Linked DNA regions of Homo sapiens: region 2 is linked to region 1. A link is a loop called in an ENCODE intact Hi-C map of the cell type or tissue named here. Cell type or tissue: PC-9. All regions are shown on one strand. Each heading gives the region's core, and the rest is flanking DNA. Links, peaks and the distances in the headings are about the cores only.

Region 1 (7,572 bases), core at 2,486-4,985:
TCTGGCACGTGTTATACTCTATCCAGAGGTTCTGTTCAAGGGTTAGCTATTATTTTTAATGTTTAATTTTTATTTATTTATTTATTTATTTTTGAGATTGAATCTTGCTCTTTTGCCCAGACTGGAGTGCAATGGCACAATCTCAGCTCACTGCAACCTCTGCCTCCTGGGTTCAAGCAATTCTCATGCCTCAGCCTCCTGGGTAGCTGGGATTACAGGTGCCTGCCACCACACCTGGCTAACTTTTTTTGTATTTTTAGTAGAGATGGGGTTTCACCATGTTGGCTAGGCTGGTCTCAAACTCCAGACCTCAAGTGATCCGCCCCCCTCAGCCTCCCAAAGTGCTGGGATTACAGGCATGAGCCACTGCACCTGGCCAAGGGTTAGCTATTATTAGTGCTTCAAGTTTAGAGATGAGCAATTTGGGTTCTAAGAGATGTTTATACTACTTGTTCAAGGTCACACAATTAACAAATGACGGCACTAATTTTTAAACCCAAGTCTGTCCACTTTCAAAGACCATATTGTTTCCAGTACCTATCACTGCCTTCAGTAGGATAAAGACAGTTAACTTTTCCAAATGAGGGGCCATCTGTTAACACTTGTACTCACAAGAACAAGGCGAAATATTAAGGAGTTAAAGAGAGTAGGTCTTCAGACAAATTCACAAAAAACTGCCTTCAGTTTATGTACTTTTCATAGTCTAGTATCACTTTCTGGGGTCATGGAAGTAGGTGTTTTTCTGCTAGGAGCAATCAAGAGTTGTCAACATGCAAACACCATGTAAAGGTTAGCTGTCATGATTAGAGTGTGCCAATTTTATAGTGGGGAACCTGGGCTTAAAGAAATTAAGTGCAGGTCCCTGAGGGAATACTCTAAAGCGAGACATAAGTGTGTGGCACACACACAGCAAGAAGAGTTTTGGTGGGAGGTAGACTGCATGAATCAATGTACAGCCAAGAGGACTGCTTAGAACTGGCGCCTGACTGCTTAGGTTGCTTGCACTGGAGGAGGGCAAAGAAACTGAGGGCAAGCACAGAGAGTAGGGTGAAGATGTAAAAGGGAAGATAGCAGGCACAGTAAAGGTAAAATAGGAACTTTCACTTCTGGAGAGAGTGTTAATATCCTTTCTGATCAGGACTATGGCATCATATATCAAATACCTGCACCCCCCAACCCCCCCCCCCAAAAAAAGTCTATACTTCTTTGGTTTTTTTTTTGAGACAGTCTCACTCCATCGCCCAAGCTGGAGTACCGTGGCGTGATCTCGGCTCACCGCAACCTCTGCCTCCAGGGTTCAAGCGATTCTCGTGCCTCAGCCTCCTGAGTAGCTGGGATTACAGCCGCTCACCACCACTCCGGGCTAATTGGCCAGGCTGGTCTCGAACTCCTGACTGCAGGGGACCCGCCCGCCTTGGCCTCCCAAAATGCTGGGATTACAGGTGTCAGCCATCGCACCTGGCCCTTTTTACTTTGAATGCTCTCTCTCTTTTTTTTTTTTTTTTTTTTTTGAGACGGAGTCTGGCCCTGTCGCCCAGGCTGGAGTGCAGTGGCACGATCTCGGCTCACTGCAAGCTCCGCCTCCCGGGTTCAGGCCATTCTCCTGCCTCAGCCTCCCGAGTAGCTGGGACTACAGGCGCCTGCAACCACGCCCGGCTAATTTTTTGTATTTTTAGTAGAGACGGGGTTTCACCACGTTAGCCAGGATGGTCTCGATCTCCTGACCTCGTGATCCACCCGCCTCGGCCTCCCAAAGTGCTGGGATTACAGGCGTGAGCCACCGCGCCCGGCCTGAATGCTCTCTCTTAAAGACCTAATACTTACGGCCAAAGATTTGTATTCATCACAATGTTATTTAAAATAGAAAAAATCTGGGCGCTGTGGCTCACACCTGTGATCCCAGCACTTTGGGAGGCCGAGGCGGGTGGATCTTGAGGTCAGGAGATCGAGACCAGCCTGGCCAACACGGTGAAACCCTTTCTCTACTAAAAATACAAAAAATTAGCCGGGCATGGTGGCTGGTGCCTGTAGTCCCAGCTACTCGGGAGGCTGAGGCAGGAGAATGACGTGAACCCAGGAGGCGGAGCTTGCAGTGAGCCGAGATCGGGCCACTGCACTCCAGCTTGGGTGACAGAGCGAGACTCTGTCTCAAAAAAAAAAAAAAAAAGAAAAAAGTTGGAGATGTTTTGTTCCTAATAAACAGATATAATGGAATAGTATGCAGTCATTTATAATGATTTTAGAAGTTTTTTTTTTTTTTTTTGACAGGGTCTTTCTCTGTCATTCAGGCTGGAGTGCAGTGGTGCCATCACAGCTCACTGCAGCCTAAACCTCCAGGGCTTAACTGATCCTCCCACCTCAGTCTCCCATGTAGCTAGGATGACAGGTGTGTGCCACTATACCCAGCTAATTTTTGTAGAGATGGGGTTTTGCCCTGTTGCTTAGGCTGGTCTTGAACTCCTGGTCTAAGCAATCTGCCCACCTCAGCCTCCCAAAGTATCTGGGATTACAGGTGTGAGCCACTACACCTGGCAATAATTTTTGTTTTTTTTGAGACAGAGTCGAGTTCTGCTGCCCATGCTGGAGTGCAGTGGCATGATCTCACACACTGCAACCTCCACAGCCCCGGTTCAAGCAATTCTTGGGCCTCAACCTCCCGAGTAGGATTACAGGCATGCACCACCATGTCTGGCTAGTTTTTGTATTTTTAGTAGAGATGAGGTTTTGTCATGTTGGCCAGGCTGGTTTCAAACTCCTGACCTCAAGTGATCCGCCCACCTCGGCCCATCAAAGTGCTGGGATTATAGGTGTGAGCCACTGTGCCCAGCCATCATCTACTTTTGAAATAAACAGAAGTGTCAAAGAAACAAAACTTGCAAATGTATCTTCTAAACGTAGATGACTTTTTTCTTTTTTTTTTTTGAGACGGAGTTTCAGTCTTGTTGCCCAGGCTGGAGTGCAATGGCGTGATCTTGGCTCACTGCAACCTCTGCTTCCCGGGTTCAAGCGATTCTCCTGCCTCAGCCTCCCAAGTAGCTGGGATTACAGGCACCCGCCACCACACCTGGCTAATTTTGTATTTTTAGTAGAGACGGGGTTTCACTATGTTGGTCAGGCTGGTCTCAAACTCCCAACCTCAGGTGATCTGCCTGCCTCGGCCTCCCAAAGTGCTGGGATTATAGGCATGAGCCACCGTGCCTGGCCATAGATGACTTCTTCAGTCTCATATTTCCCCTTGGAATATCTTCCTTCTCTTCTCTCCTACCACATTTATTGAGCAATTGTATTAGACCCTTGGATTCTTTAACAAACAAGACAGGCATGAGCCCTGCCCTTAAGAATACTGAAAAACTAGCTTTCAACAGTCAGAGTAGGTATTTGTCCATAATTTGGTGCATATGCTCACCTTTAATGACCTCAGTGCTTGTTTTATTCTGTGTTGGCCTTTAACATGCTCTCCTAGGTCACAAGCAGGGTAGCCAATACTGCCTTGGGCTGGTACACAAGATTTTAAAGACTTTACTGTCTACTTTTGTGACTTTTTATCAACAGCTACTACCTCTGAAATTGGTGTCTTAAGGACACCTTGGAAAACCCATGGACATGTCATCTTTCATTTGAAAAGAATAGTAGCCACAGTGAGATGGCCATGGGGTTGGGGAGGAGCAGTCATTTAGCCTGTGACCATATAGTGTTGAGTTTCACACTAAGACTCCTTAGATTTGGCTTACACCAAATTGGCAGAGATATTGGCTCACGGACGTTCAAAGAGAATTCTTTTTGGGCCAGCACTCTCAGCTCAGCTCGCAGGCTCAACTGATGAACTGCTACCACTTTATTCTTTATGGTTCCCGTCTAGCATCTGGCTTCTCCTTACCTGCCTATGTGCCTAATCTGTTTCATCTGAGTAGCAAAGGCAGGATACTGATTCTTAGAGAGTTTCTTTGGTCAGTGTGGTCAGTGAGGTATTGTAGAGCACAGCACACTATTTCCCTAGTCCCCCACCTGCCACCTCTGGTGGTGATAGCCATGACAGAATGTGATAGAATCATATTTTGAGGTTTTCTTTGCCCACAAGATATTCCCAGTGTATTTTAGGAGGCATATCTAACTTACCACAGGCATCTAAACAAGGTTCAAACTTCTGATCTGTAGATAGGGCAAGACTGGTCTGTTTCTGCCTCTGACAGATAAGTTGGAACAATTTCTTTGAGTGCAGGCACTAAGAAGTTTCCAATGAACAGTCTGGGAGTGAGGAGCTAGAGCTGGAATGTGCAGAATGACTATGTGTAAGCCCCTAATACAGGGCTGACTTCATGAGCGTGCAACCTGTGAAGTCCTACAGATTCTGCTTAGAAGGGCCCTGCCGTTAGGTTTAGTGCTCTGCTGTCACTGTCTTGGAATGATTAATGATTTTCAAACAAAGGGTCTCCATTGAATTTTGTACTAGGCAAAATTATGTAGCTAGTCCTGCTCATGTGCAGTAAGTACAGGAGGACCAGACAGATTGGGGTTCAAATTCAGACTCAGATTTTTGCTAGCTGTGAGATCATAAGTGAATCCTCACTTAACTCTCTGAGCCTCAGTGTCCTCATCTGTTAAGTGGGGACAATTCCTCATTGTGAGAAATACTTAAATGGGAAAACATAGTTTAAAGAGCTAGTATGGTGCTAGGCACACTGCAGATATCTGTCTACCCAACCATTTATCTGTTTGATCATCTATCTACACATCCAACAAGCATTTACTATTTGCCTATTCGCATAAGGCACAATGCAAAGTTGAATAAAACATGCTTTCAAATAGCTTACAACAGGAGAGAGAAGATTTCTCCATCCACAATGATCCTGACCAAGAGAATTTAAATATGGCATAAATTAGAAGACTGGTTATTATTTGCAGAAAGGTAGAAAGGAGGTAAGAGGGAAGTGTGTGTAAAATTTAGGGATGAGAAGGTGAGTCTATAATCTGAGACAGCCTAAGTCTCAGACAAAAGTTAACAGGAGCTATGACAATTGTAGTCTCATTTCAACAAATTCCCCAGGAAGGAAGAGGATGATAATATGGATGAAGACAGAAGAAAAAATGTAGGAAGGGAGATGGCAGAGTTAAAGGTCTAGGGCTGAGAAAAGAACAAAATTGGATCCAATAACTGAATAGAATATACAATTTAACACTGGCCTTGTCAAGCCAAGCAGTTGGCTTTAAAATAATAAGAGATTTCTTGTTTTAACTGTAACAGTTTTTATCAGGTTAAGCATGTAAGCAGACTAGCAATGCACATAGATGGGGCAATTTACCATCTTGGTTTAGTAAACGAGTTTATGTGCTGTGTTGAAACAGTGCAACGTCCTTAATCCAATATCTGATGAAGGAGCACTGGTAGAAGAATTAATTTACCACACAGTAATTAAAGAGGGGTATGCACTATATATACTGTGAAAGTCTCTGAAATGAATATTTGATAAACAATTTCTGGTAAATTAAAAACCTGAAATGTTAAATTAAATGCAAATTAAAAATCTGGAATGTTAAATTAATTAAATACAGAAACCTGCATCAAATATCATTATAGGTCTCAGTTAAATCAGAGATGAAAAAAAAAAAAAGCCAAGTAATTCAGCATCACATCATGCCAGCGTGCACTCTTGACTCACCTGTTGGGAATAAATGACGGTGCCAGGAACTTCAGCTTTACTGGTGAATTTACATATCATATGCACAATCATTTCTGGGCACCTTTTACTTGTGAAACTAAGTAAGGAATGAAATGAACTTTTTGCTTTATCATGGAAAAAAAGGCTAGGAGACTTATTCACATCACTGGATCCTCTTCTAGTTTGAGCTAAGGACGGCCAAATTGCTACATAAAGGGTACCCTCAAGGCAGAGTAATTCATACTGCGTGCTGGCTGAGCTTATGTCTGATGGGCAGCAGAATAATCAGCTTGCAAAATCAGGCTCAGAATGTTCCTGGAGACGTGCCTTTTGCTGTGGTTTTGCTGTGGTTTTGTTGTGAAGCCCTGTTGCCCCAAAAGGGAATCTAATGGGTAGAGGTCAGTCATAACTTCTTGGATTTCTTGACCATAGGAGATGCCTATAAACCCTGACCTACTGTCATCTGACTCTTGGTTTGAACACAGAATCAATCCATCAGTCCCAGTTGCTTCTCTAGATTTGAAATTCTGTACCAGCCACTGATTTTTTTTTTTTTTTGAGATGGTGTTTCACTCTTATTGCCCAGGCTGGAGTGTAATGGCACGATCTCAGCTCACCACAACCTCTGCCTCCCGGGTTCAAGCGATTCTCCTGCTTCAGCCTCCCAAGTAGCTGAGATTACAGGCATGCTCCACCAAGCCCGGCTAATTTTGTATTTTTAGTAGAGACAGGGTTTCACCATGCTGGTCAGGCTGGTCTTGAACTCCTGACCTCAGGTGATCCACCCACCTTGGCCTCCCAAAGTGCTGGGATTACAGGCATGAGCCACCGCGCCTGGCTCCAGCCACTGATTGTTGAGCTATTCTGGGCAAGGCACTTATTTTTCCTTTCTCCCATTTCCTCACCTATTAAATGAAGCACAAAATGCTGACACGTCAGAAAGCTGCAGCAGGAATAACTAATCAATGTGAGTGCTTTATAATTTTGGCTCTAACTTCTGCAAATTAACCAGCGTCCTAAAGCTGTCATAAGCCACCGAAGTAGGTGGTTTTCTTGGTCTGAGTCTCTGGGGTCTATATCATGAACACTTGAGATATATAATTTATTTTTGGGAAAAAAAGATTAAAGACTTATTTATTGAATGGGAAACTTTACAGAATAGATTATTTTCACCTTCCCTTGGGACACATAGTACCTTGTACATATCTCTATTTTATTTTATTTTATTTTTTTGAGATGGAGTCTTGCTCTGTCACCCAAGCTGGAGTGCAGTGGTGCGATCTCAGCTCACTGCAAGCTCCACCTCCTGGGTTCACACCATTCTCCTGCCTCAGCCTCCCGAGTAGCTGGTACTACAGGCGCCCGCCACTGCGCCCGGCTAATTTTTTTGTATTTTTTTTTTAGTAGAGACGGGGTTTCACCGTAGTCTTGATCTCTTGACCTCGTGATCCGCCTGCCTTGGCCTCCCAAAGTGCTGGGATTACAGGTGTGAGCCACCGCACCTGGCCACATATCTCTATTTTAGCACAAATTCTGTATTGCAATTATTTTAAAAAAATATACTAATTTTTTATTTTATTGTTATATTTATTTATTTATTTATTTTATTTTCGAGACAGAGTTTCGCTCTTGTTGCCCAGGCTGGAGTGCAGTAGTGCAATCTTGGCTCACCGCAACCTCCGCCTCCTGGGTTCAAGGGATTCTCCTCCCTCAGCCTCCTGAGTTGCTGGGATTACAAGCATGTGCCACCACGCCTGGCTAATTTTGTATTTTTAGTAGAGATGGGGTTGCTCCATGTTGGTCAGGCTGGTCTCAAACTCCCGACCTCAGGTGATCCACCCACCTCAGCCTCCCAAAGTGCTAGGATTACAGGCATGAGCCACCGTACCTGGCCAAAATATAGTAAATTTTAAAA
Region 2 (7,572 bases), core at 2,857-5,356, 160 kb before region 1:
CAACCTCCTAGGAGGGCTGTGACTAATAATTTAATTTGAAGCATTACGATTGGGTAACTGGATTTGTAAACTAGGCAAGAAATCATATCTTATATAATAAATGCATATTTAGATCCATATATGTGTTTAAAATTGCTCCTAAATTTAAAGCACGGAGTGAGTCTAAAACAGGAAAGATAAATCAAAAAGCACTCTTGTGACTGTGTGTGTGCTGGAGAACAGACAGAGGCGGGTAATTATAGAAGCACTAACCTGCAAACACCTTGAAAGATGTCTTTCAGATGTGTCTTAAGTTCTTAAATGATAAAATATGCATGCATTTTTCAAATGCATTCACAGGTAAAAATATTATTTTTTATATCATCAATTCTTTATCTGTCACAGAATATGTACAGGTATACAGAAGTAACTAGATGTCCAATACATTCTAGGGGCCCAGGATTTCAATCAAAAGTAAACCTGGGTAATGTGACTGTAAATCAAGGGTGCTTGAGACCATAGACACACACACGCAGAAGGGTTAACTGGAGGAGAGGGAAGAGAGACGCTCCTCTGTGCAGTTTACGTGAGTGACAGGAAGAAGGGGAGCAAGAGCTAGAGCAGGCAAGCAGGCGCCCTGCAGTCCTCACACTGAACACATTCCCTTGTTGTGGAGGGACACAGTGGGAAAACTGCAGCCTAGGCTGTGGCCTGCACCTTGCCCACCCAGCCAGCAGCTCTTCTCGCATCTGCTTATTTCTTGCCTGAAAGTCATTCAGCATGTTGAAGGTGCGATTATCGACAATTTGTCAGTCTGAATTTGTTGCTGGCAATAACTTCTTTGTGAAGTTTCACTCTCAGGCACTTGAGTTTTGGGATTAGAAAACTGGTGATGGGAGAGCATTATCCTGTGGTCTGCTTTTCATTTAGACACAGCCCAGGCAGACAGAAGGAAACGGAGCATTAATCCAACTGCAGTCACCCCAAAGTACAGGCCATTTGGATCCAGAAGAGAAACTGGTTCCTTCTACAAGCTCTCCCGTTCTCCCTGGGGCCCTTCACAGCCTCCTTGTCTACGTTGTGGCTGTGCTTTCCCTGGTGAGCAATTATGTATAAGAAGTAGGGGATCCTCTGTATTCTGCCCAACCACCCCCTCATCCTTCACAAAAGTTAATGTCTTGGGCCTACAATTCACTTGGGCAGCCTGGAACTGAGACTCTGAAGTTGTAAGTCTTTTGTTTTGTTTTGTTTTGTTTACTTTTAGTTTTCTGTTTGTGGATGTGGGTCCTGAATCGGCGCCCTCAAAGTTGAAACCTTTACCTTTTTGTCCAACCTCTTCCCTTCCTCTCATCGGGGGTGGGGGAAGATGGTGGCCAAAAAGCAGGCCGTCCCTTGGATAGGGCAGCTGGGACAGCTGCTCCGGAGCAGCTGCTGTACCTCACCCTTATTTCCTGACAATCATTAAAATTCAATTTCAAAGTTTCTGTCTTTAACAATTTCCTAAGGGGCCTATGAAGGATGCCAAAAGGGTGGGCCTCCTTTCCAGTGGCAGTGCTTTGGCAGCAAGTAGACACTGGTCAGGTTGCCTGAGGCTGTGCCCTTCTCACAATAGTCCTGTGGAGAGTGTCTAGAATGGAACACTGCAGGAACAGCTCTGGGAAAGTTTTAAGGTGGGCCAAGAAGTGGACAAGACCAGCACCTCTTCCCTTAATCAGCATTGCTCCTGAAGTACAGCCTTCCTGGTCCTAGGGTGGAGCTCAAGTACAAACCTAGGGGAAATTTCTCATACTTTAATCTCATAATTCCTCATTTTCTTTTTTGCTCAGCTCACCAACTTCTCAAACCTTGATTCTAAAAAGAAAAATAGGCCAGGCGCAGTGGCTCACACCTGTAATCCCAGCACTTTGGGAGGCTGAGGTGGGTGGATCACTTGAGGTCAGGAGTTCAAGACCAGCCTGGCCAACATGGTGAAACCCCATCTCTACTAAAAATACAAAAATTAGCCGGGTGTGGTGGTGCATGCCTGTAGTCTGAGCTACTCAGGAGGTTGAGGCAGGAGACTCGCTTGAACTTGGGAGGCGGAGTTGCAGTGAGCGGAGATCGTGCCACTGCACTCCAGCCTGAGCTACAGAGTGAGACTCGGTCTAAACAAAAAGAAAAATAAAAAAAGATTTGTATATCTGAAATTTCCCTTCTATCAAGAAGCTTTCCTTAACACCTCTTTTCCCTTTGGTTGGGGAAGTCTTCTATTGGGCCAAGGCAAGACAACTAAGATATTTTGAGAAACGGAAAAATACATGTAAATGTACAGCCTAGGTAGCTGAGCCTCATCCACACATTTTGAGTGAAGGTTGCCCATCAAATGCTATTCAGACTCACCCTCAGAGGAGTTTCTCATTCCCTGCTCCCAAAATTTAACATGTGATTAGTACCAAAACATGCCACCCTTAACTAATACCCTCTTGAATCTATGGAAAGGAAACAGCATTTCTTTGAAATTCTAGATGGGAGTTAAGGACTACCTGACTACTCTTGCCTTCACCTCGTAATCACATATAACTATCTCAAACACCCCCCTCCTTCCCTAGAGAGCCACTGATTGGCCCCTCAGCATACCTAGTACTTTTCCTTCTCTTCTCAAATTCTCATCCCTTACCCTTTTCTCCTTTGGAGGCCCCTGGAAAATTTTCAGAATTAAATTATGATTTTTTTTGAAATGCCATGACAAGTTAGAAAGGGAAATTTGAGACAGCACTAGAAATACACTAACAGAGAGTACTATTACAAGGCCGGGTGCGGTGGCTCATGCCTGTAATCCCAGCACTTTGGGAGGCCGAGGCAGGTGGATCACCCGAGGACAAGAGTTTAAGACCAGCCTGGCCAACATGGAGAAACCTCGTCTCTACTACAAATACAAAAATTAGTTGGGCATGGTGGCACGCACCTGTAATCCTAGCTACTTGGGAGGCTGAGGGAGGAGAATCGCTTGAACCCAGGAAGCAGAGGCTGCAGTGAGCCAAGATCATGCCACTACACTCCAGCCTAGGCAACAGAGCTACACTCTGACTAAAAAAAAAAAAAAAAAAAAAGTACCATTACAACTGAATGCAGTAGACAAGTCACAGTTTGGGGTATCAGCAATTAATTGCACATTTTTATACAGTCTTTTTTTTTAACTTCATTTTTAAGATCCGTTGATCCTAACAGATGCAAGTTAAACCTGAAGTAAATTAGAGCAAAGTTAAAGAAAAACTAGATCAAGCCCTTCCTGGACTGGCAGCCCTCCTATCTCGCGTAGCTCATGGTTATTTGGATAGACTCTTTCATAATACTGGTAGCAGAGACAGACCAACACCAAAGCCCCACTTCTTGTTACTTAATCACAAACCTGGCAGAATGGCGACTCCATACCTACAAAAACTAGTCAGTGCTTATTAACCACAACAGATCAATAAAAACAATTATCTGGAGAAATAATATTAACAACACGCCCTTGTTACCATAAGACATAAGTTCCTGAGAAATTTGGAGCTTCCAATAGCACATTTCTGCTTATGTGGTACCTAAAGTTGTTTCCTGGAAGTGAAATTTGAATCATTTGCAATCATTTTATATCCTTGCCCCAGAATGACTCTGTCTCTAAGGCTTTGAATACGTTTACTACTATGGGCTTTTAATATTCTCTACCCTAGTGAAAAGGCTACATATTATAGTAGAGAAGATACTGGGTTAGAAATGCCAACCAGAATCTAGGTTCTAGTTCAGGCGTCTAACTAGTATTTTGTATGTAAGGCAGTTCATGCTTCTGGCCTTCAGATTTTGCATATGTAAAGTAAAAACATGAGAATAGATAATCTCTTAGATCCTTCATTCTGTACTTTTGTAACATTTGTGAATTTTGAACCTAAGAGAAGATCCAGATCCATACATTTCTGAATAAAATACCTATTTATTTCATAGTCCTTTTAGTAAAAATTTATGCAAAAGACTGAAAAAATGATTTTTGGTCTTCTCTGGGAGAGATTCTGAACTGGACTGGAGGAAACCAAGCTAAGAGACTTGGCATTGTTTTCTTTTGTACAAATGAACCATTGCCTTATACTTTAACTTTTTTTCCTTTTCAGATCCAACTTAGAAATAATGTTTCATTCAAGATAAGGCTCGTGGCTTAGGAGATTGTGACCTGGCTTGCATCATTCTAAGACTTCTATCGTCTGTTTTCAAAACCCAAGGAGGACCTCCTTTTCTGTGTGATAGTTCCTCATGCTTTGCCAGCCACTGGGTCTTTAAGGAAGCTTGCCAAGAGTTCCCGGCTGGGAAGGACAGTTCGAGTTCATCATAGACAATGAGCTGGCACCACAGTTTAAGTGACTCACCAACCTGGTTGCCCACTTCAAAATGTCAAGAACCACACTATCTAATTGAAAGAACTGTGTTTTAGCAAAGTGTAATTGGATCGCCTGGCAAGATCATCTCAAACTATGTCTCTGACCTTGCCTTTCAGTGGCTATTTTGAGCACAAGAGGAGAAAGGAAATGATTCCTGAATTATATCTTGTTTTTAAAAATTAAGATTAATTAATACTTGGTTTTATGTTCATTCCATTGTAGGAACTTAGTGATTATTACAAAACAGTCAAAATAGGTCATAGCAAAATGAACGTTTAAGATTAGGTTAAAACATTCCTCTGAAATTTTAGTATTCACTTTTGAAGTGTCAATTACTATATTTCTGTAATTTCTCATTTTTTTCTTGGCTTAGAGTCAAGATGAAAAATGATATTTGAATCAAAGACATTGTTTTGTTATATAGCCACTCCTTTCTAAAATGCAAATCCACCCTCCCCTCACCAATGCTTTATTCTTTGTGCGCGCACACACACACACACACACACACACACACACACACACACACAGACATACACAGAACCAGCACCCAAATGGTAGAGGAGGTCCTTCCAAGACTTCTAGGACCTGGATCATGTAAGCAGTAGATGAGAAAATGAAGTAAGAGATATAGAGTAATAACAATAAAAGTCAATGATTTCATTTTACAAAAAAGTCATTGTGTAGTACTCAGATATTTTTAAGAGCAAGTATTATTATGACTAAAGTATATTATACTTCTAAATTATTATGATTCTCATCTAATTTCAAGCCACACATAGGCGCCATTTGAAAGCATTTTGTGTTACAACCTATCAACAAAAATCAACTAATAGTTTTATAACGTGCATAGGTTTACCCCATGGGGAATTAAAATTTTTATCTGCAAGTATTTCTGTTGTTGTGAGACTTTAGGACAAGACAACATTTGGTGTTAACATAGAAGAATATTCTATGGCTTTTTTAGCTTTAAAGTTCATTACTCTAAAATAAAGTACACGTGGTATTTTTTTCTTCCTAGTGTTCTCTTATTATATGTAGAGTATTTTCGGTTGTTGTTTTTAACGTATACATTATTTTTATTAAGTCATTTCATAAAAGATAAGATATATACTAATAGACCCTTGGTTTTCTCCTAATTTAATTATTTCAAGTCAAGCAAAATTGGGCAATTTTCTTTCAGGAAAAAAAAAATATTGAGCATGATTTTGAGGTAAAACTGATTATTTACAGCATCTTTTCTCTAATAGGCTAACATTTATGATGGATCTTATTTCAAAGTTGATTATTCTCAAAGAAAAGTGGAGATATTAGAATTTCCGAGTAAATTGCATTGTTTTAAAAAGTACTTTAATGCATTGTTCACATTGTTGCCAGCTATTGACCAAAAAAGAGAAGAAGAAAAAAGAAATAAAAAAAGCAGTATCTGCTCCAAACGTCAAGTTTTGCAGTTTGAAAGACTTGTACATTATAATTGTTTTTTTCTTTTTTGGAAAGCAGTAGTAATTAATACCAAAGGCATAGACAATTTAGGGCCATAACCTCCCTTCCCCCCTCTCCACCTTTTTTTTTTTTTTTTTTTTTTTTTAACTTTAACCATGATAGGCATCTCTGCAAGGTAGGTTTTAACATATTTTTTTCCTAATTTTTTTCCCTCCATTCAGTAAGAAGGATAAGCTTTTAGAGTACCCAGTCACCGTGGTAACTGCCAAAAAAATTCTCCTGAAGTTTGAAGAGGTCAGCTAGCAGGGTCAACAACCCTGGCCTCTCTCTGAGCTCGGTCTAGCATGCCCCAGCCTGCGGTTGGAGTGTCAGGCCAGATCTGACCCTGGGAGGTGGACCATTCTGGCTCTGATATAAATTTTTCGAGTCAGTTCATGGCCTGGACTCTCCAGGTGGCCTCCAAAATCGATTTTGACCCCCTGACCCTGTCTCACGGAGGCATAGCATCCACCCTAAGTAAGGATTTAGCCAGGAATGACAGCTTTCCACTGAGTGTTATTGGGGACAGTATAAACAGTTTGGAAAGCAAGTAAGGAGGTGTGAGGGCTAGCAATCATTAAAAGCACATTAAAAAACAATTTTTAAAAATCTTTATTAGAGAAAGTTGTAAATGCATATCTGTTACAGAATTCCTGTGATTTGTAGAGTTTTCTAGTCAGTTTTGAATATAAATAGGTCACATATCTTTATCTTTTTGCATACTTTGTTACAAATATGCAAATAAGATAGGCATACTTGCTACAAAATAGGTACAGCAGGAATGTAATATGTTCAGAAAAGGCAAACTGGTTATTAAAACACATTAACAGGTAAGGAGTTTCTAATATTTTAAATACTAAAATTTTACATGTGTATTTTGAAGTTTTTAAAATGGAAAAATAAAGAACCTTTAAAAAACCCAACAGTGTGGAATAAAGATAAACTTGTTGCACTCAAGGTACATTTCTACTTTGTAAAGCAAGAAGCCAATACACTCAGTTGGATAAAAATGAGAGAAAAATTGTAAATATAGAGAGTTACAGCTTATAGAGCTGAAGAGGAATAAAACAAAAAAAAGTGTCTCTGAATAACTTTATGTATTTTCAACAGTTTAAGATATCAGAAACTTGGAAAATAAATATGATATATATATAAATCATCAGTGATTATTTCCTTTTCATTCCCCCCCGCCCCCAGGATGCCACCGTGAGTGTTTGATTTTCTCTAGGAAAGTAGAATTCTCTTTGAGAGTTCTAGCCTGTGAACTCAGTATGTAAATGTGGCCATCAAGAAGACAGAACTGCCAAGAGGAAAGATTATGAATGTTTTTCTTCCTTAAAACCATTCACAGTGTTTCTTCTTCCAGTGCTTTACTCAGACTTCTCCCCTTTTCCCAGCTCTGTTGAAAATGGCTTCAAAAGCAACACTGCAGTGGCTAAACCAATTGTACTGTGAAGTTGTTGAGATGCCATTTCATCTGAATCCTTCGTAAAAATTAGATTTTTAAGTAGGGGTGAATATCCTTTTGGGAGAGGGAATGGGAGGGTAGAAGAAGGGGGGAAAGGACAGAGCAGTTTATATATATATATATATATATATATATATATATATATATATATATGAGTATATATATATGAGTATATATATATATGAGTATATATATATGAGTATATATATATGAGTATATATATATGAGTATATATATATGAGTATATATATATATGAG

The links. Peaks named below come from ENCODE experiments on the same cell type or tissue, not always from the same donor. Only the 100,000 strongest peaks of a DNase experiment are listed, where the experiment ranks them.
Region 2: it touches region 1 in a loop (10-fold over the local background); 1 of 110 quality-filtered maps calls a loop at or near these places.

Annotation. Positions count from the first base shown.
Region 1 is chr3:181,895,850-181,903,421 of GRCh38, forward strand. No RefSeq gene overlaps it. Among named protein-coding and RNA genes, the nearest start is that of LINC01206, 53 kb to the right of the region's middle. In PC-9, for the core only: no CTCF peak of the experiment used is centred there; a DNase peak (open chromatin) is centred at 3,992.
Region 2 is chr3:181,735,466-181,743,037 of GRCh38, forward strand. It overlaps SOX2-OT (SOX2 overlapping transcript), which reads left to right. Exons shown (of 7, transcript NR_075092.1): 7 at 4,104-6,763. Among named protein-coding and RNA genes, the nearest start is that of SOX2, 27 kb to the left of the region's middle. In PC-9, for the core only: no CTCF peak of the experiment used is centred there; a DNase peak (open chromatin) is centred at 4,296; H3K27ac peaks cover 816 bases.